3 separate regions of the Mus musculus genome follow, and all the other regions are linked to region 3. A link is a loop called in an ENCODE intact Hi-C map of the cell type or tissue named here. Cell type or tissue: left cerebral cortex. All regions are shown on one strand. Region 1 overlaps Gm51985 (a long non-coding RNA gene). Region 2 overlaps Rad51b (RAD51 paralog B). Region 3 overlaps Rad51b (RAD51 paralog B).

Region 1 (8,000 bases), 310 kb before region 3:
GGCCTGGTTGCCAGCTATTTACACCCAGATGTGAATTCCCCCTCTGTCCCATTAGACGTATGCACAGGTTTGCAAGTCCTGGTGTGGCTTTGGGTCTCTAAACGCTTGCTCAGTAGAACCAGAGCCCCATCCAGCAGCAGGATACCTCGGCAACAGGATGAACAATGCCTGATACAGCTGGTGTGCGGAGCCACCACGACACTGTTCCACTTGCCAAGGCTGGGTACTGGCATATGCCCAGGGAAGAGGTTAGATCCTGAGGGGTTCTAGGGCAGACATGAGTTTGACCATCCATGGGCTCTAGGATTAGGATGTCAATAGAGGTTTCTAGGAAGTGTCCATGTTGTGGGTGGGGGAATTCTGAAGGGATTTATTTGCTGACGAAAGAGCTAAGAGGCTGCTTTTGTTCCTCTTCAATGGTAGACAAGTATGAAGTAAAGTCAAAAGCCAGGCTGATGGAGGCTCTAGGCATGGCTGCTGTACAGCATGCTTCCCAGAATTCCTTCGGAATCTTATTCCAATATCCATTTCCCACTATCCCTATGTGCGACATCATGCTATTGGGAATCTGACCCATTTTGCAGTGTCTGCCTTCACCAAACAGACTCAAAAGGAGAAGATGATACAGTTCTGTCTCCAAAGCCTGGGCAAGCGAGAATCAGAGTTGTGCTGTGTTTAAATAGGAAGGGGAGGGGGGAGAAGGCCACGAGAAAAATGAGTGTGGTGGTATCATGGGAAAGAGCGAGACAGGAGGGTAGCCTCTTCGGGTGGGGGTTGTCACCTAATGAACACTTCACAGGGCTTGGCCTAGCCATCAGGGAAGGCTCTCTGTGGAAAAGGCATTGAAGATGGATATCCAAAAGATTTTTGTCCCACTTCTGCCCTCATAGTCAGCTTCAAGGTGGAGTGGACAGCCTGGGGCAGCTAGCTCCACACTATAGTATTCTAGAATGTGAGTCTTAAACAAAGGATACAGTAAAACACAGGTCTAACCCCAGCTAAGTACCCAGGTGAGTCAACATTTAGGACTCCAGGAAGAACTGCTTAGACTCTTGTGGGAGCCCAGACGAGAAATTCTGGTCTGCTTGTCAGTCTCGGCAGGTAATGAACAGCTCTCAGCCCGGGGCGTACACAAATCATGAGCCGAGGTCCTGGGATAGGTCACTCTAAGCCCTGCAGGGGAAGTGACTGGGAACATCCAGTCATGCCAGCAGGTGAGAGGGAATTACAGGTGTGATCTGAAGAGTGGTTGGGCTGGTTGCAAGCCTGCAACCTGCCCATGGAAAACTGGTTCCATTTGTAACAACTGTCAACTCCGCCCCCCACCCCCACCCCCCTTGAGCCCAGAGAGGTAGGCTAGCTAGACAGAGTTTGGGGGGAACTGTCAGTCTTGTTGACCTGCAGAAGCCTCCCCAGACTCTGATAGACAGTAGCGAGGCTCCTTATGCTTTATTGGAAGACAGGCATTAGGCCGGGATGGTTACAAACCTTCAGAACCAACATCAGAGTGGACACTCCAATCAGTCCTGCGGTAATCTAGGTGGGATGGACAGCAAAGAATACGAGGCATGGGTAGATGGGAAAGGAGACTTTGAAACACAATGTAACAATGTTGCTTCGATAGTAACATACACTGGGAACATAGACCTATGGAAGTCTCTCTCTCTCTGTGTGTGTGTCTGTCTGTGTGTGTGTGTGTGTGTGTGTGTGTGTAGAAGAGCTAAGAAAAAAAAGTTAAGAAAAAGAAGAAGAAACAACAACAACAGCAGCAAAAAACCTAAACCCAAACCTAGCCTTTTCTATCCCTGTAACCATTAGAAAGAAAATGAAGTCTAAATTGTGTTCAGAGCCGCTGGGACAGAGGAAGAGAGGCAAGAATGGAAAAAACAGGCCGTAAAGATGCCAGGACTCCTTAAGCAGAAACATCTGTTGAAGTCATAAGACTCAGGGCCGGTCAGGCTCCTAACAAACCCAGGAAGAGGAGAGTCTGCACTGGATCAGGATGCCCCTTGTGTCCTGCGCAGGCCCCTGGGACAGCATACGTGCAAGCAGAAGGGATACCTTCTCCAGAGCTCCACCTGGCCTGGCTCCTGGCAAGAGAGGAAAGAAGAGGGAGGAGCCTGGGGCAGCCAGGGGGCAGAGATGGCACGGCAGTTTGGAGTGTGTATTTATTTAAAGCTTTAGCTTACTGGGGCAGCCTGGGGAACCACATGTCTAAACTTCTGCAGCTGAAGGAGGGGGAAGGGAGGAGCTGCTGATCTCAGGAGCTGGGGGCTCTGTTTAATTTTTGCAAATTGTAGCACCTTCTCTTATTTGTGCCTTCAGCTTGAGCCAACTATCTCAGGCTTGCCCATTTTGACAGTTACCAAAATGGCAGGTCCCATCTCTCAACCAGATAATACTCTCTGTGCCACATTCCTGCTAAGTAGCACCTCATTTAACCCTCTGGCAAATGTGCCATTGCTGTTGGGGGGAAATTATATATATATATATGTATCGGTCTTCAGGAAGGTTCTTGTATGAATACTACATTCCAGAAGAAAACTGAGGCCAGACACTGTTAAGGGACTCCCAGGTCTCCCAGTCATACACTCCAAGAACCATCCAAGGAGCTGCCTCTCTGTCCTCCCATGAAATGAATGTGAAAAGCAGCAGCAGCCAAGCACTGCCGAGGGAACAGCTGTGCTCAATCAGCCCAGCATTCATGCAAACCTCGAGAGTCCGTCCCCCCCACCTCCCATCCCCTGTGGCTCATTCATCTATCTCTATGCTCCATATCATCTGCCTAGGTGTACAGATGGAACCACAGCCACAGAGCATGCCACCTCCTCAGGGAAACTACCAAGCCCCCCCACCCTCCCCCCAGCTCCACATACACACCACTGTCATGGCAACAACATCCTGCTGTCTCTCAAGGAAACACAGGTAGTGAACGAGATGAAAACCAGACCCCACTTTACTTGCTTGTGGGAAGTGGGGAAGGTTCTGGAAGACTCCATTGGGAAGGCTAGATTTGATTTCTCTTCTAGGAGCTTCCCCTTCAGGCTGGCCAGGCCTGGAACTTTCATCGACATAGCTATGTTGTCTACATTAGACAGCTCCCTGGGACCCATATTTCACATTGAGATGAAAGTATACATGGGTACAGTTGGAAACAGGGTTCATGACTAGGGGGCTAATAATACTCACAGACAGCACACAAATGTGACAGCTAGAGGAAAAGCTGAAACCCCAACATCAGGGTAGGAAAGGCTACTACTATTAATGGTCCTTGAACAATTCTGGGATGCTATCATTCATGAGGTTGGGGCCTGCCGGTGTGGGTCCCCTGCCTCCATCAACCCCACGGGGTAGGTAGTATCACACCTACCCTAAAGAGAGGGAGCTGCAGGCAGAGGGCTCACTTCTCCTTCTGCCACATATTGCCAAGTGCAAAACTGGAACCAAAATCTGTAAGGCTCTTTTCTGAGTACCACTGTATCACAGACTGTGATGTGTGTTATGGTACCTAGTGGGCCCCTGCAAGCTCACTCCCTGATCCAGTGGGGTCTGTGGTTCTTCATGGAACAAGCAGGAGGCAGACTCCAGGACCCTACCATCTTCTTTAACACTCCACTCTGACAGCCATTTGGGTTGGTGTCACTCTTTCTCTGGAGTAAAGCTTTCCCACCAGGATCTAGGATGGACCAAGGAGCCCACAGCATGCAGTTGGTCCCACATGGTCTCACTTGGCTGCCTGTTAAACCCCAACACTGGGACTGAGTCACAGATGCCAGCAGGGACCTCTTCAGTGAGGATCAGAAGGCCATGACAGGAGACAGCTGCACCCTGGGGGCTCGGATAAGACTTTGATATGATTTTGTTATCTCAGGAGATGGATGTGATGAAATCTCTTTCAGATGGTCTCTCTCACAAGATGGAGAGAATCGCCCCACCCCTGACCAGCAAACAAATTAAGAGTCTGCTGCTTCAATCTCAGTGGAAGCAAGAAACAAGGCAGTGTGAGGCCTGTCTGCATAGGTATGAGTGCTCAAACCTATGAGCTCAGCATTTGGAAAGCTAAAGCAGGAGCCTTTCTGAGAGTTTGAGGTGCCCTGGACTATAAGATCCTGTTTTATATACGTGTGTGTGTGTGTGTGTGTGTGTGTGTCTGTCTGTCTGTCTGTCTGTCTGTGTCTGTCTATGTGCTCGAGCACACACACACACACACACACACACACACACACACACACACACACACGCGTGCGCGCTCAGAATCATATATGTGTGTGTTTAAAATCAATTATATATTAAAATATATGAAATATTTATTTATTTATTTTAAGGCAAGGAGATGCTTTGTGTGAGCCCTGATAACTAGAGTGGCTAGAGTTCCTGGTTCTACTCCATTTAAGAGAACTGGAGAGAGAGAGAGAGAGAGAGAGAGAGAGAGAGAGAGAGAGAATATGAATCTTCTGGCCTTTTAGTTCTAGTCCAGAGTCTTCATTTCATCAGGGCTAGCTCTGGATTTCAGAGTCCAATTCTTTCAAGAGGGCTGGAGTGAGCTGCATTCCACAATAAGGAGGGTCTAGGAGAGGCCTGGGGTCCGGATTTTCTTCAAAGCATAAAACTAGGCTAGGAAGATGACCCCCCTCCTCCAAATGCCCCAGTCCCAGAAGGATCTTTATGGCTCTCTTGTCCTCTTTTGCTTCTACAGAAGGGTTTCTCTGACAACCCATGTTAAGAGGCCATCCGGGTATAGGCATCCTGCTGGATACTGGCATGCAGCCCAAGAGTGGGACTCCCTGGCTGCTGGCTCTGTGGAGCTCACAGCTAGAGGGAGCTGACTTTTTATCCAGTAACTAGCAGTCTGCAGGGATTGTAGTGATGGGTATCCATTCCCTGCCTGACCTCGGGTCTCTTGGAGTTGGCTTGCTTATTAAAATACTGCTTTGCCCACACGAGTCCCTTCCCACCCAGTGTCCTTCCTCCCTTTCCTCTGACAGTCCTTCTGCAACCCACTGGACATCTAGGTTCAATCCATGTGTATTCACACTTGCATGAGCGTCTGGGACTTACCCATACAATGACCAGGAAGGCTTGGGAACATTGTATGTGTTTGCTTAGCAAGAAAATCAAATCAAAGTGTGTATGGAGGGGAAAGGTGGCTGTATGGGGGGGAGGGGCACAAAGATTGAGATGCACAGAAAAAGACACTGGACCCAGGATCTTGCCCTAGAGTTTTGTTACCTACTCAAGGATCCTGACTCTAGTTTAGAACAATGCTCAGCAAATTACCGTCCTGGTAACAGGACCATCACAGCTCTGCCTGTCCATTCGAGCCTTAGAAAGTCACCATAGCACTTTCCTGTCCCTTTTTAGTGATCTTTTCTTTCCCAGGCTGGAGGACCATGGGGTGAAGGGCAGTGTCCTGGAAGAAGGTGGATTTGCTATGGAGCTTCACTAGCAAAGCAGGAAGCAGACCATGCTGAGGGTGCTTTGCAGGCTGTGATGAGCTCTGCAGCAGATGAGCGGTTGTCTTGGTAACACTAATGAAAAGCAGGCCTCAGAGAGGGCCAAGAACCCCCAGGGACTGAGTTATCTCCCCCTCCCGCAGGCAGCTCTTCTCGCCTCCCCACCAACAACCTCAGATCAAACTCCCCGAATATTTATAAAATCTCTACCAGAAACAGAGAAAGTCTGGCCTGACCAGGCGTCTGCCCACGTCTTCCTGGCTGCTTGGGTGACACCGCCCAAACGCGGCTCATTATTCTGTTTTTCTTCCTTGCCTGAGCAAGACAATGGTGGTGGTGGTGGTGAGGAATGTTTGCTCTGCCCTGTTAGACTGACATTGAATCAGAGCATTTGCTTCAAGTAGGGGAGGGAGAAGCGCGCGAGGGGTAGGGGGGTGGGGGTGTCTCACTGCTCTGCTCCTCCCTGCTTTTCAACTCCCAGGTTGTCTTGTTTAGTCCCATGGATTCCCAAAGTGCCTTGGTTGCTTGCTTCCTCTGTCCCTACCAGCTTCTGCCTGGGGCTTTGCGGCAGCTTCTGAGGGAGAGTAACGTCGCAGGGCATCTCTGAAAATGGAAAGGGCTGCCTGCAGAAGGAGCTGGCCTCCCTGCCATGGGGAGCGGGCATGGGGCTTATTCACTTTGAAGAAAAGGGAGGTACTCACATGCAGCCAGCAGGGAACTAAAGCTGGTCTGAGAAAATTCAAGTGCCCCCCCTCCCCCCTACCCCTGTTCATTACTTGTTTTGCCTGGTGGATATTAAAATGCAAAGAAGTTGAGAAACATACAGCGCTCTGAGGGTCAGAGGCGGGGTGCTGCAGCAGGCTTTGTCCTGCTGGTAAATGGAAAAGCACCATTTGCCCAGTTGATGAGAATGTCCTGTGCTTGCCCTTTGTGACAGCCGAGAACCCCAGGGATGGTATAGCTCTATGTAGAGAGGCAGCAGGGGGTCGTGGGTAGGTCCTAGATTGGGTGGAGAAGTTGAGTATGATTTGAGTGTCATACTCAGCTCTGCCAAATTCAAACCTCTAGCCTGGGTAAGTTATGACTCTTCACCTCTCCATCTTTGGAAAGTGTGGACTATGGCAGGCTTAAGGTCCCTTCTGTAAATTTTATTCAGGAAGGAGAGATTACAAATGCTATACCAAAAGTACATGTACGTCATCCTTTGGGTCAAATGGAAGGCACGAGACGTTAACCTACAGTGTGAGACATGAAGTGTGGGAAGGGACTCACAGATGTGCTGGGCAGGATAGGGATGTGTCTCGTTGCAGGGAGGCTTCAAACACAACTTCAAAAATTTTTCATTTTTGAAGGATTTAGATAGAAATAAGAACAGCCTCTTGAGTGGGGACTATGACCCAAGTACTGGGGGAGAGGAGAACCTATGAAGAAGGCCAGCTTGTGAGGGGCAGGGAGGACTCTGGGAACTATAGTGAAGCCTGTCTTGTGCCACAAGGAGCAGGAGAGGAGAGACCTGTTCCCAGCGGTGATTTCAATGAGTGACCCTGCTTGGAGTGACATTCACCAACAGCCCAGCCAGAAGAGGTGAAAGGAAACCAGGTCAGTGATCAGCGAGAGCAGGACTGTTGGCCTTTTGCTCATGTGGCCTCAGGGAGACTTGAGTTTCGGTGGTGGTGGTGGTGGGGGGGGGGGGACACGGGACCTGAACCTCCAGAGACTTGTCCTTTCCTTACCTCTCTGCCAAGGAGGTCAGCCAAGTGGCACAGGAGGGTGGAAATTAGAGTTAAGGAGTGAGAGAGAAAGGAAACATCCGCTGTGTTGGGAGCCTAGGATGGTGACACTTACAGGACACATTAGGGACCTGTGTGGAAGCACGAGGTGGTAGGCTGACACCCAGTCCTGGCAGCAAGAGGCATAGAGCACCAGGAAGACCCATTCTTGAGCTCATCTCCTGAATTCCCACTGGCTGACCTCATGCCTACCAGGCTTTGGCTTTGGTCTGCTTATAAGATTGGCCCACGCTGTGGTCCGTATGTTCCAGTCACAGCCAGAGTACTCTTGGGATGAAGGAACAGATTCACCAAGAGCACACTGTCGGACCTGGCTTTCAGATTCTGAAATTTCCTAGCCAAGTGTCTGAGCTTAACTCAGTTGAGTGGAGGGCCCTAATTAATTGAAGTCTGGTCTGCTAAAGCAGGCAGGTCGTGGCATTGGTGTGCATACTCTCGGGCTTTGGAGGTGACCAAGGGCAGTGTGAGGGGCTAGGACTCAAAGCCTAAGTGTTTACATGCTTGTGCTTAAGACCCTTTTTAAGGCTGCTAAGATGGCTTATCAGGTGAGGGAGCCTGATGCCAAAACTGAAGACCTGAGTTCGATGGCCAGGACCCATGTGATGGAAGGAAAGAACCAACTCCCTTAAGTTGTCTTCTGACCTCTAGATGTGTATTATGCTACATATACCACACACACACACACACACACACACACACACACACACACACACTGAATACAAATATAATTTAAAACTTTAAAGGCCACTTCTAGCAC
Region 2 (8,000 bases), 61 kb before region 3:
GTGTTTTCAGTGGAACGGCGGCAGGGAGAACAGTAGATGAGTTCTCTACTCTGCTTTGCACACACAGGGACACAGGCGGCTGGGAGGCTCCCAAAAGTGCACCACGCTTTTCTCACTAATGTGGGTATGGTTAGTGCTGATGTTCTGAGTAATCTCACCACAGTGTTTATAGCTTACGCTTGAGTAGGATATACCGTTCATCAGCTAAAATGCAGAACAAAACCATATTTACCCTCCACTGCGTTGCTGTCCCATACGGAGTTGGACATTTTTAGATGGAGAATAGGTACCTCCATAAATGAATGTGTGATATGCTCAACATGAGCAAAAATAACAGTGTCAAGTTTCACAGGGTCCACATGTTGAATGTTTGGTGCCAAATATCTACTTATTGCTCCTTTAACTCCTGCCCTCTTTTCCAGCTGTAATCATGCTGGAGCCTTGTCAGGCATGGCAGTGATGGGAGATGCTGCTCCTGAGGTGATAGATACACCACCATTCACCTTTTTTTTTCCCTTGGAGAGGGAATAACTTCATCAGTATCTAACACTGCCATGCTCGTTCAGGCTCATATCTTTGATAGACATTTTAACTCCATTAGCTAGGATCTTTTACAGCAATAGCAATGCATTTAGAAGTACTGCTTTGAGGCTGGTAAGATGGCTTAGTGGGTAAAGAGCTGGCTGGCTCTGTAAGTCTACTGACCTAGGTTCAATTCCATGACCCACAAAAAGATAGGTGGACAGAACCGACTCCACAAAGCTGTCCTTTGACCTCTATAAATATTCACTCTCTCTCTCTCTTTCTCTCTTAAAAAATATTTTAAAATGCTGCTTTCTTGGGTATGGTGTCACAAGACTGGAATCCTGACGATTCAGAAGGCTGAAGCAGGCAGACTGCAAGCTCACAGCCGGCCTGGGCTGTGTAAGAACTTCCAGCTCAGCCTGGGAAATCAGTGAGCTACTGCCTCAAAAAGTGGAGGATGAGGAGGTAGGGGTGCTAGAGAGATGGCGTGTTTGTAAGAACACGCATTGTTCTTGCAAAGGACCATCTGTAACTCTAGTTCCAGGTGATCCAGAGCCCTCTTCTGGCTTCTGTGGGCATCAGATATACATATAGCACATCTACTCATGCACAGGCAAAACACTCATACACACAAAATAAAATAAAGTAAATAAAAAGAGAGGTATGTGGGATATAGCTCAGTGCTGTGGGTGTGGGTGCTGGGATGCTTCAGAGTGGACAGAGTGTGCCAAGGCCATGGGTTTAATTCCAATACAGAAAGAAAGAAAGAAAGAAAGAAAGAAAGAAAGAAAGAAAGAAAGAAAGGAAGGAAGGAAGGAAGGAAGAAAGAAAGAAAGAAAGGAAGGAAGGAAGGAAGGAAGGAAGAAAGGAAGGAAGAAAGAAAGGAAGAAAGGAAGAAAGAAAGGAAGGAAGGAAGGAAGAAAGGAAGGAAGAAAGAAAGGAAGAAAGGAAGAAAGGAAGGAAGGAAGGAAGAAAGGAAGGAAGAAAGAAAGAAAGGAAGGAAGGAAGGAAGGAAGGAAGAAAGGAAGGAAGGAAGGAAGGAAGGAAGGAAGGAAGGAAGAAAGAAAGAAAGAAAGAAAGAAAGAAAGGAAGGAAGGAAGAAAGGAAGGAAGAAAGAAAGGAAGAAAGGAAGAAAGGAAGAAAGAAAGGAAGGAAGGAAGAAAGGAAGGAAGAAAGAAAGGAAGAAAGGAAGAAAGGAAGGAAGGAAGGAAGGAAGGAAGGAAGGAAGAAAGAAAGGAAGGAAGGAAGGAAGGAAGGAAGGAAGGAAGAAAGGAAGGAAGGAAGGAAGGAAGGAAGGAAGAAAGAAAGAAAGAAAGAAAGAAAGAAAGAAAGAAAGAAAGAAAGAACCCTTCTTTAGGGAGATTTCATAAAAGATAATGATGATGATAATAATGATGAAGACTATGTAGATGGTTCTAAGCATAGACAGAACTCTTTCCCCTTCACCAAATCGGTACTTTTCATCTCTGAAAACACTGAAGCTAAACCTAGCAGGAACAATGCAGCCTTACAATCTTGAAAGATTCAGTGCTGCTTACAGTCCATCTGGTCCCAACTCCACGCCTCACCTTCCTCTGCATTTCATCTCTGTGTCTGTCTTTCCTTCCTACTTGATAACAAACATTTTTACCTTTGGCTCTCCCCTTTTATGACTCAGTGTTCCGAACTGAGATAAGAATGAATAACGGCCACCCTGTGGCTACTTTCAGTGCCAGGGCCAGTGTCACACAGTTGAGCTGGCTCAACAGTAGAGAGCAGACACCCTCACTTGATGAAGCTTTCCATCAGACCAACGGACACAGGGCCAACCTGAGTTTTGCTCTAAGAATGGCTTCCCTATTCCACAACCAAGATAACTCTTGGAAGAATCTGCTGACGTTTCTAAGAACACCTATCTACTGGTGACACAGGAACCTCACAAAAAGTGGAGACTGAGAAACTGCTGCAGACCCCTTGTTTCCTAAGAGTCTTCCCTCTGAGGACTGCCTGTGAATGGGCCTCCGTGGCTGCTTTTCCAATAAGAGTGCATTTGGTTTCCATTCAATTTCATACCAGAGATTAACCCTTAGCAAGATGGGCAATATTAGGCTCCGTGGTTCAGAGGATGGCTGACTTGGGTGGCAGGAAGCTGAACAGTCTACTCTGGAGAAGAAAATGTCTGTGGGTAGCAGGCTTCATTCCCAAGCCTTAACAAAACAAAGCACATAAACAATGCAGTTACAAATGCCAGTGAAAGAAAAATCAAGGGATAATCGCAAGTCATCGTACCGGGAAGGGCCCACAAGAAATCTTCATTTGACTAAGTCGGAAGCCTTGTTTCTTAAATAGTTACATAACCCCTAAGACACTGTTATGTAATATGGTCTAAGGGCAGAGTAAAGTATTTGGAAATATCTCTTGTAGAGCCTTGTATTATCTTCAGTAATGAGAAAATGAATGGGCGTTTGTTTGTTTGTTTGTTTGTTTGTTTTTGTTTGACGTGGCAGCCTTAAGATTTGAAGGTTTGTTAGGTGGAAAAGATAGAATGGGACCCAACTTGAGTTTCTCTGGCAAAGAAACGCCCCAGGACACTGGTTCACGTCTCAAACCAGACACAGACTTTCTATCAGTGCAGTTTGTCAAACGCTGTACCAGGCACACTTCCTTCTCCCCCTGACAGAAAGGAAGGCAGGCTGGATAAGCTAACACAGTGGAAGTGTTCTGACACACAAAATGTCCCAATGGTGTGTCCTCTGTGGTAACAAACAAACAAGGCCGAGCTGGGAATTATGTAAGGCTATCTTCGATACTATTTAGAAAACAAGGGGAAAATGCCATCTGCCCCGAGTTCCTCGAGAACATCCAATCAAGGGCCCGGGCAGGCTTCCTGGCTTCAGACTGGCTATAAATAAATTTAATAAGGATGAAAAAAAGTCACAGCATCATTTACAGTTCTCTCTCGTCTCCAGCTGACAAAAATCCAGTCCAGATGTTTGTCCTACAAGATCAACAGTAACTGTGTGGAACTCCCTCTGGAGTAAGAGAGCTCTGGGATTGGTTGGAAAAGAAAGGGAAAGGAGGTTGACAGGGCGGGCGTGGACTAGCCCTGTTTGATACTCACTTGACAGAGACACAGTACTTAACTTATTTTGTGTATAAGTATCCTAGTTTATGTAGCCTTCCCCTTCCTCATCCCTCCTTTCAAAGCCACGGGGACTTGGCTTGTGAAGCCTGCAGTGGTTGTTCCATAACCTTTGCTTTTAAATTAAACAAATGACCTCAGATTTTGGAGCGGTTGTTGACTCGGGGGAAAGTATGCCATTAAAAGCGTGCCAGAAACAGATTTAATTGGTGCATGTCCCAAAAACTGCTCCAAAGAACACAGGCTTCCCGCATATAGATTTCAGGGTACCTACTCAAAGGCCGTGAGGCTTTGTCAAAATTTGAGATGTGAAACAAGCCAGCTGAAAGAGTCCGTATCAAAAGGGTAAATTCAATTCAAGAGATATTAATCTGATTACCTAAGTATGGCTGCGAATCGGATATGGTCCATTGTGCGCTCTTGTTCAACCTGGACAGCTGGAGGAGCCAATGGCTTCCTTTCCCCTGACATATAATTAAGTTTTAAGAGCCGATCAAGTTACGGATACCAAGTTTTAAGAAATATTTCATTCAGGAGTGGCATTTACAGTGCTTGCCTGTTGCAAGAGTCATTGTTCATTTTACTTCCTTGAGCCATGCTGGAGAGTGTGTGGATCAGGGTGCAGGGGCTCGGTGTTTGTGTTTCAGGCTACAATAACCGCCCTCTGTGCACCTGCCTGGAGGAGAAACCAGTCCAGCCGCCTCCCAAGACAAAAGAGCCCTGTTTTAAGTGCTGAAAACCCAGACATGAACTGACCCTGTCAAATTCCAGTTAGGGGAAAAAAAATCAATATTTTTCATCCAATCCAAGGGAGCTGGTTTCCTTTCCTAGCCACACGTAGTTGGAGCAAGAGTGACTGGCCAACAGGATCATCTCTTTTCTCATGAGTCTCTGCACTCTTCTAGATTCCTGCCCTGAAGGTGGAACTCACAGCCTGGTATACCATCACCTGTCCCTTGGGGTCCATACACCTTTTTTTTTTTTTTCTTACCTCTTTGTCTCCCAGACAGCTCCCAATGCAATCTGACTACAGCCATAGAAGCATACCTTCCCAAAGCAGTGTGTTACCAACGTATGTTGACAAAGATGTCCCCAGTACACACTTGTCACAAACTTCAGGTACACTCACCATTGTAAGAATGCTTGCCAGTAGGCCAAGGGCTAAGACTACACTCTCTCTATTCCTATTATGGTTTTTAATATGAGTTGATCAAAGGCCAGGGCTAATTTTAGATGTCTTCTCTTGATTGTTCAGCTTCGACTCATACTTATTAATATGGAGGATGAATAATTACACCAAACTCAACTAAGAAGCATAGCATCATAGAGGGAATCATTTCTTGAAAAATCTGAAACAGCCAACCAGGTGGGGTTTCTTTTGAGCATTTCACCCAGGTAGCAGATGAGCAACCAGAAAAGGAAGGTGACTAACTTAATTTGAGGGCACAAGTTGCTTCTAACAGCAGAAATGATCTGTGAATTATAGTTTCCTACTTCTTGGAGAGGAGTGGGAGATAAATTATGATTTTGACAGTTATCTTAAACTGCCATTGGTAGTGAGACCCTGGCTAAAAGTTGGTTTTCATTATGCCTGCTGATAACCAGCTATAGTTTCAAGGGTTAAAGCTTTCTCAAGACTGCTTCAATAATTACTCCAAACTCCAGCCCCAAGGGGCATGAGAACCAGATGACCAGCATAGAAAAGCCAGGTTCCCTGACATAACACTACACCAGGATGTGATTGATTGATTGATTGATTGATTGATTGATTGCGTCTGTAGTGAGCCTAGGAACTAAGCAATAGTTTATCTGATTTGGTTCTCATTAAAAAGCTACCCAAGAAAAAAAAGAGTTGACCAACTCAGGTGTAAGCCACACTGAGCTACCTTGGCCAGGCTGGTGACTTCTTGGTGAAGCATGGTACTCAATCTGAGCTACCAGTGGATGTGACCAGGGACAAAGGCAGTCAGTCAGTCTATCAGATGAGATCCAGGGTACTGCATACATGTTGAATTAAAATACTAGTCAAGGAACTGTCTTAGTTTTGTTCAGCTATCCTGTGATGGTGGCCCTTGCCATCACCATGGAGACTGACTGACCTCCATTTCTCCCTTAATAGCATTTACTTATTTACTTATTGGTGAATACATGCCAGACATGCATGTCGAGGTCATAGAACAACTCGGTTCTCTCCTTGTCCTCAGGTGGGTCCTGGGAATCGAACTCAGGTTGTTAAGGTTTGGTAGCAAGTGAATTACCTGCTGATCCTACTACTGGACTTGACAACTTATTCTTGACAACTCATTAGTTGCTGTACAACATAACACAATTGTTGTATGTGTATGTGTATAAACTCAGGTCATTCTCTATATCTTTTATTAATCAACTATAGCATAACACCCGGCCAACTCAGACATAAAGTTGAACTTCATTATGGCATGTAGAAATTCTAAGGCTCCAAACAGAGAAGCTGAGCAGTAGAATTGGCCTTTATATTCTCGTGGGGCCAAGGCTGAAACTGGTCTTTCTATTCTCTGAGCAACCAGTAAGGTTTTTATATTATAGATGCTCTACACTAAATGAAGGGGTGGATTAATGAACAAGCAATTGAAAAGATGGAGCCAATGCTCAAATTTGCGGTCAAAGGTCAATGAGATGACGCAGTGGGTAAAGGTGTCTGATACCTTGTACAATGATCTGTCTTTGAGCCCTGCAATCCACCATGGTGGAAGAAGATAACCAACTCCAGAAAATGTCCTCTGATCACACACATGCTGTGGCATGCACACCTCAAAAATAAATAGGTGATAGATAGATAGACAGACAGACAGATGGATTTGAGGGTACAGCCTCACTTTTCTTGAGGTTGTAAAGAATTCTCTAAAGAGAAATGAGAGAATTTGGAATTAGACCCAGTGCCAGACATACACATCCCACTCAATGAGATGAATGGTAGAACCTGTTTCATTTTCAAATGTCCTATTTCTAATGTGTTTTATATAACTTAATTGAACGGTTGTTTGTACTATGCTTTACAGAAAATATGCTAAATATTTATGGCTTATAGATTCAAAATGCAAAGACAACCAGCATAAAAAAATGACAAGGAAGGTGCCAGATGCCTGCAGAGGGGTGGCCCAGCCTGTGCTTGCTCTACTCATCATAGGATGAAGAGAGAAGCCTGCCTGAGGCTCAGAGGAGAATATAGCACCTTGCTTTGTAAAGATGGAACACAACCCTACAAACACGCTGAAAAGGCCAACAGGTGTCACTTAGTGTGGCCAAGGGAAAGGAGGGTCAGGGGGATACTCTAAAATGCCCCCTGACTGGGGCGGGAAGAAGACAACGTGTCTTCCAGACACCACAGGCTATCATAATAAGCCCAGTGGCAGGTATGAATGACCTCCTTTCTAGTTGGTCAGTGTGACTCAATAGAAACACCACCCCCATCAAAAATGGCTATTGTCATAGCTCTTGGTTACCCAGTGGAACTTGATGGTAAGATCCTACTGCTGAAGATACTACATACCTGAGTCACAGGACATAGACAAATCAAACTGGTACCAACCTGGACGTCATCCCCACTCCTATCTGACACCATCAACTAGATTTCTTAGTGCTGAAAGGTCCTCTTAAGTTACCAAGGGAGAAAAGGAATCAATTGTCCTACACAGCTGTGACCTCTGTGGGCTACAATAGGATGCCTTGACAAGAGAGTGCATGTTATGGGAGTAACTAGTCACTATCTGATTAGATTTAAAGCCTGCGCTACAAGACAAAGCTTGTGCCTGGTACCATAAACTGGGTGTCTTAGTTAGGGTTCCTGTTGCTGTGATGAAACACTATGACCAAAAGCAACTTGGGGAGGAAAGGGTTTATTTGGCTGATACGTCCACATCACTGTTAATTATTGAAGGAAGCCAGGACAGTAACTTGAACTGGGCAGGATGCTGGAGGCAGGAGCTGATGCAGACACCATGGAAAATGCAGACATTTACAGCTTTACTCCTTATGACTTGCCAATCCTGCTTTCTTATGGAACACAGGACCACCAGCTTGGGATGGCACTGCCTACAATGGGCTTGTCCCTCTCTCCATACCCCAATCAATCTCTAATTAAGAAAATGCCTTACATCAGGATCTTACCCAGCTTGGGATGGCACTGCCTACAATGGGCTTGTGCCTCTCCCCATATCCCAATCAATCACTAATGAAGAAAATGCCTTACAGCAGGATCTTATGGAGGCATTTTCTTAGTCAATGTTTTCTCTTTTTCAGATAACTCTAGTCAAAACCCTGTGGCCAGCTAGATCATAGGCCCTAGGGTGGAACTTGATTCCATTCATTATTCTAC
Region 3 (8,000 bases):
ATTTAGGAATATATACACATATACATATATAAATACACCAACAATCAACAGCAACAACAACAACAACAAAAGAGGCCATTAATTTGAAAGAGAGCAAGCAAGAAAGGAAGGGTATATGGAAGGATTTGAAGGAAGAAAAAGGGAAATGATGTAATTATAAGTTCAAAAAAATATTTTTCTCTGTGTAGCCCTGGCTATCCTGGAACTCCCTCTATAGACCAGGCTGGACTTAAACTCAAAGATCTTCTTGCTTCTGCCTTCCGACTGCTGGGATTAAAGGCATGCACCACTACTCCTGGCTAAAATAAGTCATTTATTAAAGACTAACACACCACTTACATGACTATCGATGACAAGTGAGTTAAGGGGTATACACGTACTATGACAATGGGAGCTGTTAAAAAAGAACGAAGTTTATTGCTTTTGCAATAGTGCTACAAAAAGGGAAATTATAAAACAGTTCTACTAAACAGACTCTATTAAAAATATTGAGCCAGATGTGGTGGCATACTCCTTTAATCCTAGTACTTGGGAAACAAAGGCAGGTGATCTCTGTGAGTTCGAGGCCAGCCTGATCTCAGGAAATTCCAGGTCAGCCAGGGCTACACAGTGAAACCTTGCCTTAAACAAACAGAGAAAAAATGAAAATATAGCACAGTTCTCCACTGTTTGTCAAAAGTGTTCACCCGTGTGTGTGTGTGTGTGTGTGTGTGTGTGTGTGTGTGAAGGGGAACTTGAACATAGGTTAAGATTAAATGTGTGTACTAATTTTCCATACTTAAGGTAAATCCCCAAGCACATACCCATGGCACATCCACATTACTTACTCTATTTCTCCTCCTCCATTCACATCATTTCTCAAGCAACTGAGATTAAAAAATAGAGAAGACCTACACTTGAGTTTCACTATACATTACTTCCAAGAAAATCAGAACCAAGCTACTCTCAAAATCTACAGAGCCAAAATGCAATTTTAGAATATCACTGTCTTACTGTTTTGGGTTTCTGCTGCCTGCTGCAGGTACACTCCTGGAGCTGTGGTATTAGAAAGGAATTTGAGCCTCTTCCCTTTTGTAGAAACTACAGCAATCCTTTAGAAACAAGAGCTTCATAAAAATGAATGGGTACGCTATAACAGGCATTCCTTTAAAATCTCAATAAACCCAGGTAGTTCCTTTTGTACTTTGCTGGCTATGAAGGTTTATCTTCATTTGCATGACTAATAAAATGGCTGGGTAGGAGCTGTACCTAATGCCAACAGATATTGCAAAATGGAGACTTTTTACATATATCTGTTAGCATGCCAGACCTAAGCAACACTATTCTCTCGCAAAAGCGGTACTTCTTACTTTTTAAATGGCTGGTTTGGACAAGGATAACACACACACACACACACACACACACACACACACACACACACACACACACAAAACTAAACTGAAAAAAAAATCAGTTGGGGCAGTGGATAAGGATGTTGAACCTGTTAAGACATGGAGACAAGTGAATCAATTTGTGAGCCTCTAGGGACAAATGTGACATTTGCAAGGTACTGAAAAGAATGCAGCCCATGAAGGGCTGACTCTTTTCTGAAAATTGTTCCCTTTATTTGCTTTCTGAAACACAAGAGTCAAAGGGACAACTCCTCCACATTCCTTTAAAAGCTTTAACAGGTTTCAAGTTATTTACCAGCATCTAAAATAGCAAAAGGACTGGGCCTGGTCCCTTCTCCAGCTCCACTCCCGTCTAGGAAAACAAGTTTGACACTTTTACCTTATGCTTTTAAGAAGGAATTTTAAGAAGGCTCCTGAAGGTGCTTGGACTGAAGGGAGCACCATAGTAAGCGAGACCTTACAGGGATGGTAAGTCCAGAACAAAATGTGGTTTGGAGGAAAAAAGTTCCTTCTCCAAAAGTGTACAGAAGCCGAACTGCTCCTCCCGCCCCCAACCCTGGCTCTGTCAAATAAGAATCAAGGACTTGTCCATGACTCCTAACAGCAGGGACTTGACAACTGGTCAAAGTCAACTGTATTTGCCCGGCATTTCCCTTTCCTCTGGAAGGCTTTTTCCCCTAATTAATAGAAGTTATGAGTCTGTGCTAGAGAGCTCAATAAACTGACACTCAAGAGTAGTCATTGGCTTTTTTATGCTAAAAAAAAAAAATCAAGGCAAGCTGACCTCTAACAGCTCATGCCTACTCCAGTGAAGTGCTGGGATCCCAGGATGCAGTCCTGTGCTGGGGCAGCCATTGTGTTTCTCCCACATTACTTCCCCCTGCAAACGCCTCCAGACCCCCAGCTCTACTCTCTATTTTGTTCCCTCTTTCTCTTTCTCTTCTCTTCTCTTCTCTTCTCTTCTCTTCTCTTCTCTTCTCTTCTCTTCTCTTCTCTTCTCTTCTCTTTCCTCTCCTCTCCCTCTCCCTCTCCCTCTCCCTCTCCCTCTCCCTCTCCCTCTCCCTCTCCCTCTCCTCTCCCTCTCCCTCTCCCTCTCCTCTCCTCTCCTCTCCCCTCCCCTCCCCTCCCCTCCCCTCCCCTCCCCTCCCCTCTCCTCTCCTCTCCTCTCCCCTCCCTCCCCTCCCTCTTTCTTTCTTTCTTTCTTTCTTTCTTTCTTTCTTTCTTTCTTTCTTTCTTTCTTTCTTTCTTCCTTCCTTCCTTCCTTTCTTCCTTCCTTCCTTCCTTTCTTTCTTCCTTTTAACTGTTAGATCCCAATCCCTGAAGTCCCTGTCCTGAGCTGTCACTCAGAAGTAACTATGGGGCCTTCAGTGAATTAGTGCTGGTGTCCTAAGGCTGTGAACAGGCCTGGGCAACACTCAGAAGGCCTGTTCCTGGAGGACTCATGGGGTGGGAGGTAGGGAGCCTATTTTGAGTGTGTTTTTTCTTCCTGTGGAGAAAAATACTAAGGCCGCCATCACTGTGCTGTTCAGTGTGGAATTACAGAGGCCAAGAACTCTGTAGTATTTGAAAACATTTCATTAAAGGAACTGACTGAATTCTGGTTTGTTTCCCTGAAAATGTAAGCTATGGAGCAGACATTGTAGTAAGAAAACTACACCCCTTGACACAGAAGCAAATATAGAAACAAGCTGTGACTCATTTTCACCATCCCTCCAGTCCCAAGACTTTAAAGCATGATCCACAGAATGAAGCCCCCCCCCCCCCCGTAAAGACCCACTACACATTTACTGTGGTTCCAAGGGCAAAGGAAACCAATTAATTGGAAAAGTGTGAAGATAAAGACCTTCCAGGGGGAGGGAAGGGAGGTGGAATAAAAGAAAGGACCGACAAGAGCAAAAATATCATAAATTAATCATTCAAAATGGGTGCAAAATACTAGAGTGGGGCAAAGCCAAGCTGTTGTTTAGTCCCTGCCCAGGGCTAATCTACACAGCACTCTAGAAGGCTCAAGAGCAGCTATTAGAGGAAACAATAAAGAAGCCCCTCCCCCTGGAAATTTGATCTCTGCTTTGGAATTTTTATGACATTTCTTTCTTAGGGAAGGAGAAGGTCTCACCACCCTCTTCCAGCTTCAAAGCCTGCAATTAATATCCTTGGCCTGCTTTATGTACGTTGTTTGAGGTATTCTCAAAAGTCATATTGCTGAATTTAATGAAAGTCCATTAGGCAACTGAATCAGCAGAACACTTGGGCCTTCATCTACAGAACTATCCTGTAGACGAGTCACCTTGGTCACATTCACGAGGCCCTTCAGTGTCACCAACGCTGTATGTGCAAAATTAGGATTTTATCAGGACTCTTAGCTGAAAACCAAAAAATGCTTTGGGTTCCCCAGTTGGGAAATGGTAGGTCGTGATGTAAGAATATGTACAAAGTGATTTTGGTTCTTGTACAAAGACACTTGGTTCTTGGTATTACGCAACAAGTGAGTTCCTGAAAAGTTGCGACTTACACAGTCTATTTTTTTTTTTTTTTAATTCTCATCGATGGAGTCACTTACAATCCACATCAGGAACTCACTACTCACTGTTTAATGAAATCTGATTGTGGTTTCAGCTGTGAGGAAAGAATGCTTTGTAATTAAAACGAAATCTTTCTGTTTGATCAATTTTCTACATTCAGACTTGTTTTTTTTTTTTTTAACTGAAGTCTCAAGGTGGGTACTGTCAGGGTGCTATCCTCAGTTGGTACACAATGTTTTGTTTTAATGGTGTTTCTTCTTTCTTAGAAAAAAAAAAAAAATCCAAAGATCCAGAGAAGTATTTCTGTAACCGGAGTTCATGCTCTCTACAACATGAAAGGACACAACTTGTACTGGTGCTTTATTTAGCTTACTGTGGCCTGCGGCCTGTGGCCTGCGAGGCATCCAGGGTAGCAGACCCCAGTACACTATTAGGTAAGAAAACAAGAACAAAAACTGGAAGCCATGTCTCACCCACCTACGGCAGCTCTGCCAGTCTAGCTACACAGCAGAATCAAGATGGCGCCATGCCAGCAAAACAAAAATCTGCCTTCTGTTGTTGTTTGGTTTGTTTGCTTGTTTTTGTGATCTTCAGCGTATCTGAGTTAGTGGGGACAGTGAGTGATCGTAGGGTAATGGCTTACTATGATCTTCAGGCTCAGTCTGCTGTCCCTCTGAGAAATATCTAATGAACTCAAGGGAAGGTCTTACCTTCAGACACCCATGACCCAAATGACATGCCAAGGCAAGAGTGCCAGCACCACTGTGTGCTCCCATCACAATCTGCCCTTCGAGGCAGCTGCTGGCAGGCAGTGTCTGCCCTCTACTACCAGAATGCAATGGGGCAGAAAAATTAAACTGCAAGTGGGCTGAGGGAATAAAGGGAGAAGGAAACTTAAAGGCAGTATCTTGGAAGCATATGTTTCAGACTCACTGCGGGCAGTTCCCTGTCAAGCAGAGATCAGCCAGGTTGGTTAGCCTAATCTCCCCAAGCCACAGATGGTCTAGGCCTCCTCATTCCTGTCCCTGGGACCACAGCCAGTGGTGTGGCCACCCTGCCACCTAGCGTTCAGTGTGAAAACAAGCAGCACGTCTTGACAATGCATGCTGGGTTTCAAGAAGAGCCAGAAAAGGGAGCCAAGAACTTTGCTAAATTCCCTATCCCTTGTTCCCTTGTTTGTTTTTGTTTTAAATGAAGGTTATTCAACGCTGGCAGCCTAGTGAGACACTGCCAATAACCCCAGCAGCCCCTCACATCTGAAGGGGAAGCAAAGAGTACTGGGTCTGAAGTGAAGGCGCGGAGGAGAAGGCCCATTCCCTCCACATATGGTAAATGGTGTGGCTACGGCAGCACTGTCTCGGGCAGGGCAGGAAAAGTGTAGCCGTTGCAGGAGAAGATGAGGAAAAGGGACTGCTTTTTAAAACATCATTTTAGCAACACGCATGGTGGGGCAATGAGATAAGCCGTGGGCTTGGCCTGCACGCCTGGGCGTGAGCCCCGCTCAGCAGCTTCCTAGCAGTGTGGTTGGGTCACACACAGCTTCCAGCTTCAGTTCTGTTTCTGGAAAACAGCTGTACTTAGATGTGTCTTTCCTACTTCCACAAAACTGCCTTGAGGGTCTGCTCGAACAAAATGTATGCGGGGGCACTTTGAGCAAAAATTCTGTGGGCTAGAATTAGAACATAGGTTAAAATTAGAGTGTTCCAAATACATTTCTTTAAAATTATGCTTCATCCAGGATAACGAGCCCACCTTGACAAGCCACTTCAATGTCTTACATATTCACAATATTTTTTTTTCAAGACAGGGTTTCTCTGTGTAGCTCTGGCTGTCCTAGAACTTTCTCTGTAGGCCAGGCTGGCCTCAAACTCACAGAAATCTGCCTGCCTCTGCCTTTAATCTGCTGGGATTAAAGGTGTACCACCACTGCCTGGCCCACAAAATTTCTTAAAGCAACAGGACTGAATTCCCTTCTTCTGGACAGAGCTCACATTGTGATGACAAGCCAGGCATGAGGAGGCAGGGCTTTTCTTTGCTGTTCCTGAACTAACTTTCTGTGTAACTTCAAGCAAAGCCACTTCGCTGTCCTCAGTTGCAGTTTGTAAATACACAGATAAGTCAGCTGTAGACTGAACAGCCACCTCCTGCCACTTCTAAGATAAAAAGATGGCTTGCTTCTGATACCCACTCTTCCCCTTACACGAAACAGTCTTGAGGATCCAGTAGGATTTCTTTGGAAACTTAAGCTCATCACAAACCAATACAATGCAATTTTTCCAGAAAAATCCTAAAAGCTGTATGCTAGAAAAGACAGTCTTGGGAAGAAAAAGGTGGCCACTGAAGTATGAATGTGTTCGTATCCATATCAGAACATCCCAGGCTGCTCACAAATGGCTGTGGCCTGAAACAGCTCACCAAGCTACCCACCTGAGCTTCCACACTGACCACGAACGTCATTGCTTCCACATAGCTCTGAAAATACTGTCTGTTCTTTTTTTAGTAATGCTTTTAAACAATGTCAAGAAAAGAATTTTCCTTATCCAGATTTCTTCTCTGCCTACAAATGTCAACAGGACTTAGGAAGACAGTAATGAGAGCCCACTGACGTGAACTGCAGACAAGAGTCACACTGAAGCGCCATCAAGCCTGGAACATGACCATGACTGCCAGGGCAGGACGCGACTCACAGCCACCTCAGGCTCGTGAGCTTTTCCTCTATGGAGGGTGACCTGCTTTGAACATCTCAGCTTGTCCATCCTTTGGGAGAATGCCAGGAGTTAGCTTTGCCTGGTATCCCTGGGTGTCGTGTTGTGTACACTACACAAGCACACTGGTCCCAGAGGATCTAGCCCTCTCCTTTCTCCCCTCTGCTAGACCATCCACTTTCTAAGACAAACAGATTTTTCTCTAGTCTTTTCTAGAGGCCACGAAGACAGGGCTAGCCAAGGTTTGTGTCAATCTTCCTCCACTAGCCAAACAGCAGAAAGGCTCACTGGGATGCTACACTGCTTTAGCTCCATCAAGTCACTATCTGCCCAGGGAGGCGGGGCCCTTTGGGCGCTCCTGCAATAGAACCTTTTCCTGGAGGAAGTTCAGGGCTATACTTGCCCCAGACCAAATACACATGAAACTTTAAACTCTACAGAGCTTTTTAAAATGAGGGGCCTTGCCTCTCTGTGGCTTACAATAACACCGAAGGCTTGTTGTATCTCATTCATTTTGGCTGTTTTCCAGAGCAGCTGAGAAACTGAAAACAAGCCCACTGCTGCCCAGCCACTTCTCTTCTCACACAGCTCCTCCCTCCCCCATCCCTGTCACACAGGACTCTTCCTGACACACAGACAGGACGTCAGGTATATTCTGGGAAGAGTATACAGGTGAAAAATCACCTTGGCCTCAGTGCTCGGAGTTCAATACCAGTCTGGAACAGTCATCCTTTGCCCAAGTCAGACTGTGAAATTAGACTCCTATTCAACACCTGAGGCAAGAATTTGCCTTTTAGATATATGTATCTAAGATCATAAGTGTTCCTGGAGACATCTCTCCCTCCACTTCTATACTCCTTAGCATCTCCATCCTTTTGGATGACAGTAGAAAGCAAGATTTGTGGGGACCTTTGGTGGAAAGTTGATTTGGGAGTAGGGTTCATAATACCATGCACTTGGTAGAAATGAAATTGGCAGGCTCTGTGCAGGACTCCAGGGCCCCTATGCAAGGCACTATTGCTGTGTATTGATTACAGTTCTGATCAACCAGAGCTGCAGATTGATTGGCTTCAGTGTTTACATCAGCTCCAGGTTCCCACATGGGTGAAGAGAAACAGACATTCAGTGTTAAGAGCTACTATCTGGCTTGTTTGGTTTTGTGTTCAGTGCTGTGGGCTAAACATATGCTAAGCAACTGCTCTATCTCTAGCCCAGACTGCCACGACTGTCTGGGAAGTACTAAGTTTCTAGCTACCTTAGTTCGCTGGACTAGATGATGAATGGAAGACTGGGCCCAGCTGGCCTGGAGCGGGCAGAAGGGACGAGAACACAGGTCATCGGTTTACCTAGGTGCTTTTTTGCCTTAGTCTCAATAGACACAT

What was found. A loop is a pair of places that touch in the nucleus more often than their neighbours do. Peaks named below come from ENCODE experiments on the same cell type or tissue, not always from the same donor. Only the 100,000 strongest peaks of a DNase experiment are listed, where the experiment ranks them.
Region 1: it touches region 3 in a loop (2.2-fold over the local background); 7 of 42 quality-filtered maps call a loop at or near these places.
Region 2: it touches region 3 in a loop (2.0-fold over the local background); 3 of 42 quality-filtered maps call a loop at or near these places.

The regions. Positions count from the first base shown.
Region 1 is chr12:79,923,187-79,931,186 of GRCm38, reverse strand. The region is part of intron 1 of Gm51985 (a long non-coding RNA gene); the gene reads right to left. All of the region lies in intron 2 of 9430078K24Rik (RIKEN cDNA 9430078K24 gene), which reads left to right. Among named protein-coding and RNA genes, the nearest start is that of 9430078K24Rik, 9.1 kb to the left of the region's middle. RefSeq lists an enhancer at 4,335-7,425. In left cerebral cortex, a CTCF peak has its summit at 4,803; DNase peaks (open chromatin) are centred at 2,695, 4,823 and 5,603; H3K27ac peaks cover 2,367 bases.
Region 2 is chr12:79,671,314-79,679,313 of GRCm38, reverse strand. The region is part of intron 8 of Rad51b (RAD51 paralog B); the gene reads right to left. Among named protein-coding and RNA genes, the nearest start is that of Gm36048, 120 kb to the left of the region's middle. In left cerebral cortex, no CTCF peak of the experiment used is centred here; DNase peaks (open chromatin) are centred at 71 and 3,326.
Region 3 is chr12:79,609,845-79,617,844 of GRCm38, reverse strand. All of the region lies in intron 7 of Rad51b (RAD51 paralog B), which reads right to left. Among named protein-coding and RNA genes, the nearest start is that of Gm36048, 190 kb to the left of the region's middle. In left cerebral cortex, a CTCF peak has its summit at 4,976; a DNase peak (open chromatin) is centred at 4,953.